Linked DNA regions of Homo sapiens: region 1 is linked to region 2. The links are chromatin loops, found by intact Hi-C in ENCODE. Cell type or tissue: endothelial cell of umbilical vein. All regions are shown on one strand.

Region 1 (2,500 bases), 110 kb after region 2:
CTTCTTGGCCCCAATTTAATAACAAAACCAAAGCTCTGAGTTATGGGCAAATGGCAGGTGACTTTAGGAAAATGGGGGATTTTCACCACTGGCTTACTTCTATGGATTTTTACTTTTGCATTATTTTTCGCTTCATACAAATTTGTTTCCAGGTCAGCAATGCATTTAAAAATAAATATTAAATATTTTACTGAGCATTTTTAGGTAGATGAGGGTTTTAGGATTTCCAGTCTGCTATAATGCTTGATATAGAAGTCACCTTTGAGCATGGAGTACTTTTTCACAGTTAGTTTTTAGGAACCTAAAATAGATATCATTATATATTATTTGATGTGTGTGTGTGTGTGTGTGTGTGTGTGTGTATGCCTTTCATAAGTGCATGTTAAGTTCCTGGAGGAAATGAAACTTTTCTTTTTTCAGTGTTTATCTTTCCCAGATACAGGGTAAGGCTTCGCCTTTGGTCAGCACTCCATAAATGAATGATTTGATGGTCTTATTCTCTTCCCTGGGCTCCCATAGAAACTATGTCTATCAAGGAATAATTATTACACTGCAGCAAATTGTGTTTCTCCCTACCCAGCAGATTAGAATTTCTTACTGGCAGTCATCTTATTTTATTGTCTTTGCAGATTTAGAGCTTAGTTTAGAGTTTGGCCCATAATAAACACTAAATAAAAGTTGACTCAAAGAAATCATAGCCTTAGTCTCTGAGACTGGCATGTTAGGCAGGAGAAAGCAACCGTATTCATTTCAAGAATGATACTGATTTCAGTGATTCGGATGGGCTGGGAAAAGCCTGCCAAAGAGGAGACAGAGGAAACTGAGTCAGGCTTGATAGTCTCTGTTTTTATGCTTTCTGGGAGTTTTTACTTTAGGGGCCAGACAGGAAGGAAGAATGGAAAAAGACAAAAAAAACTTCCTTGAACAAAAATCAAAACTTTTTTCTTCCTGCAGTAGTCGCCAATGAATTGCCCAAAAGGAAGATCTTATCCTTCTTCCTTCCACTCATTTTACGGAAACATATGTTAAATACTTAGCATCTTTGATTATTTTAAGCTCTTTAAATGAGCTTAAGTTGGCAAAGTTGAAATAATAGAGTATGTGGCAGCATGGTGGTTTCCTATAAAACCCCATAAATAGGTATTCTAATCTGAGATCTTCTGTATATCCTGGAAAATCTTCCTAAATGAGGACTGTGAGCACCTTGCAAGTCCTCAGACTTCATCAGCTCTTATTTTTACCTGCTGGAGGTCATTTCAGTCCATGGAATCATGGCTAGGGCCTATTCTGACAGAGCCATCCTGATTCCTAATGAGGCTATCTTGAGTTTCACTCTGGGGAGTCCAGACTGCTGGAACGGAGACCACTCCCTTTTCCGGAATGCTCCCTTTGGACATATCAGCTCCAGCATGTAGCCTGCGGCAGCCAAACATGTAACTTGCTGGGAATTCGGTAATACTTTCCTTGACCTGTTGGCTTTAACGTTTGCTTTGATGCCCTTTGCCTTTTATTCCTTCATCTGTTCCAGAAGGTCCACCACATAGCCTGACTTCACTTTTGTTCTTTGTTCTGTAATTCTCTATCTCTGAAACAGAAATAACCATCTTTCCTGTGACCTGCCTCCAAGAGATAATGTGAAGCAGTGCTTTGAACACATCAGAAGAAACTATGCTAAATAATTTCAAAAGTAAAGGGATTAGTCATTTTTTTTCTTAAAATTCTTATGGATTGTCATAAAACATACTGATATAGCCTAACAATCCCTGTTCTGTAAAGCCCAAAAACATGAGAAAGTAAGAACTTGATATCAAACTTCAATTCCAATGTCACTTCCTCCAGGAAAATTTTCTGACCCCTCTCACTCTCTAAATCTAATACCTGCTGTTTAAAATTATAAATGTTGGCATTTATAAAACTCTTACTATAAGCCAGACACAGTGTTAATGCTTTATATGCAAAGCCATGTTTCCATTCATTTATTTCCTATTAAATCTAAATATTTAAAGTATATCCTCCTTGCCAAGCTTTGTGGTGAAATGAGTTTACGGTGATGAAAAAGATATGATCCTCACCCTCTTGAGCTACAGTCTAGGGAGGAAGATAAATATTGTATATACACAGAAGAAGATAGAATTAAAATTATTACAAGTACTGTGTAAGAAAACAACAGGCAGGTAGGAAAGAAAACAGAAACGTGAATAGAACTGATATACACTTTGAGATCAGGAGAAAGATGCTTGAGCTGTGACCTGTGAAAAGATATTTAGGCTGAAATCTCAGAGATGAGTCACCATTAGTTGGTGGGAGTTGGGGTATTAGAGCATTTCAGAAAAGGAGTCAGCATGTTCTAAGGCCCAAAGTAGGGAAGACTTGGTATATTACAGGACATAGAGAAAGTGTGGCTGGTGTGTAACAAGTAAAGGAGAGGGTGAGAAAGATGAGATTGATGAGAGGGGCAGAGACTGGAATCTAGCATGATTGCAAGGAGTTTTTATTTTAT
Region 2 (2,500 bases):
CGAAGTTTAGCTACCTGGTTTTCCTTAATTTTTTTTTTTTTTGCAGTTTGTTTAGAACTTTTTATTTTCCTAAATTGACAAATTTATGTAAATTTTACTTATGAACAATAGTCCCCCTTAAAAGCAATTCACATCTAGACATCTAGTACATTCCTAGATTTAATGTACTCTTTAGGTCTAATCTTACCTACTCACTCAATAGTTATAAATTAAAATATAATACAGCTTTGACTTCTAGACTAAATCTGACAGCTGAGATTTAATTTGCCATTATGACCTCGTAGTTGTAAAACAGAAACTAGATCTATAGCTCACCTTATTAAAGCATGGCCATCTATCACTGCCTAATTTAATCCCTACTTTTTCCAAGAAATTTACAAAAACTCATTTTTTTCTATAAATTCATAGCTTTTACTTTCATTATCCCTTTTATCATTTAACTTTTCATATGGGTCTTTCTCTTAAAGATCAGTGACTGTGCATTATGCTTCTTTGAATGTTTGAACATAATAGATTTTCAATGGAAGAATGAAATGTATTAATGATAAATCATCTCAACTACAGGGCAAAATATCTTCATAATAAGTGATTGAGATAACAAAGGAATCACAGGGTTCATTATGCCAGATCATGAATGAGGGAGAAATTATGTGGAATGCTTATTAACAACAGCTGATTCTCAGAAAAGGAAAAACTAAATTAGGAGACTGAGCATTGCTGTAAGGTAGAAGAGAGTCCCCTTCACAAATGCCTGAGAAGAAAGTGTTAAGAGGACAAATTGACCCACTGTGGCAAGTGCTGGTGAGCAGTCAAATGATAATTACGTTTGACAAGACAAGAATCACCATGGAACTGGATGAGAGCTATTTCAGTTGAGTGTTGCATCCCAGGATCTGCATGTTTAACAAGAACCGCAGATAATTTGTATGCAGAATGACTTCAAATCACACCAAGACACTAATATTATCTTAAACTACTTCTACAAACTTGAATGGGGAAAACTTGAAACTAAACACAAAGTCAATTGACCTGATTCTTCTCTCTAAATAGATTATCTATTTAGATTATTATAGATTATTGTATTAAAATACTCTTATCATAGTTGAAAGTAACCAAATATCTACATGTTTTATGTATTAATAACAGGAACTTCAAATAAAACATTAGTAATAAATATTCTAAGTTCAAGAATGTTGCTCTCTGTACTCATCTCATGAACACAAGATATTAGGAAATTTTTATTTCTGTTGAACAAAAGAATTATACTAAGGTGAAACCTTCCCATTATGTTTTCCAGATAAGACAGAGAATCAAATATTTTAAGCATGACAATAGAAGGAAGTGCTAAGTGTATGCATGAGAATGGCTCTCCAAAGGATAAACATTACATCAGGGAAACATTATAGGAAGAACATTTTATATGGATCTCACAGCACTGAAATTATGAATGTTTCCCACTAGAAATTATGTTGGAAAGGTTATGTTTTACAAAGATTTAATTCAAACATAAGGAAATTAAAATAATGTAACCTGAAGAAATGTTTGTAATATTTATTTGATATTTTCCACAGGAAATGAAGACTCAGTAATAATTAAATACAAACAACATCTACTGAAACAGGCTTATGAATGGTTGTGTGGAAAAACAAATTCAGAATTGGAAACTTCCTGCTCTCAGTTCTATTTTTGAGAATAATAATAGAATAAAAGCATAACATGAGACTATTACTTAGAAAAGATAATTGTGTTTGTAAGTGTGTGCATTCACACAGATCACAGAGAGACATACTGTGTAGGAATAATTTTCATTATGGTAATGAAAGGTAATGTGTTCAAGAGAGTTGGGTGGAAATTAATAACACTCGGGGGGTTCTAATTGTTATTTTCCATCTTTATGAACGTCTTTCTGAAGCCCAATAAATAGTTGATGAATCATTCAGTAGCTAAGGAAAAAAAAACTATATTAATCACTGTATTTTGGGCAGAGTTAGGCTTTTATTATGACACTGAATGTTGCCTGGTGTCCAGAAAGCAGTCCCCGAAGCAGTTTTAATAAATGCTACTGCTGGAAGTATATATATTTTCAACAGACTGAAGTGTGATTTCTAAACACTTAAAAGGAAAGCAGACATAAAAAAAGATTGAGAAAGACATCCTAGTATACTTGAAAACTACTAAATTGATAAATATTTAAAGAGTTCATGAAAATGTAAGGAATGCAGTTATTTAACAATATATACTGATAATTTGATATCCAAATTAATTTAAAGAGCTGAACATCACAATTCCCAAATCAAGCATTGTGTAGTTTCCAAAAGGTAGCACTCATTCACTCATCTTCTTCCTTCTCAATATTCAAAATCTCACATTTTGGTTGTAATACATTTTCCAATAATTTGTTGTATTATTTCCCAGAAACCCAAGTCAATCTAACAGGGTAGAAAAATCATACTTCCTGGTATTTCACTTGAACATCTCATGAACATTCTCTTTCTCAAAG

The links. Peaks named below come from ENCODE experiments on the same cell type or tissue, not always from the same donor. Only the 100,000 strongest peaks of a DNase experiment are listed, where the experiment ranks them.
Region 1: a loop joins it to region 2, with 7 times the contacts of the local background. A loop is called at or near these places in 1 of 110 quality-filtered maps.

What each region holds. Positions count from the first base shown.
Region 1 is chr12:42,968,428-42,970,927 of GRCh38, reverse strand. No RefSeq gene overlaps it. Among named protein-coding and RNA genes, the nearest start is that of LINC02461, 190 kb to the left of the region's middle. In endothelial cell of umbilical vein, no CTCF peak of the experiment used is centred here; DNase peaks (open chromatin) are centred at 737 and 1,397; H3K27ac peaks cover 2,245 bases.
Region 2 is chr12:43,078,538-43,081,037 of GRCh38, reverse strand. No RefSeq gene overlaps it. Among named protein-coding and RNA genes, the nearest start is that of LINC02461, 76 kb to the left of the region's middle. In endothelial cell of umbilical vein, no CTCF peak of the experiment used is centred here; DNase peaks (open chromatin) are centred at 1,347 and 1,867; H3K27ac peaks cover 2,182 bases.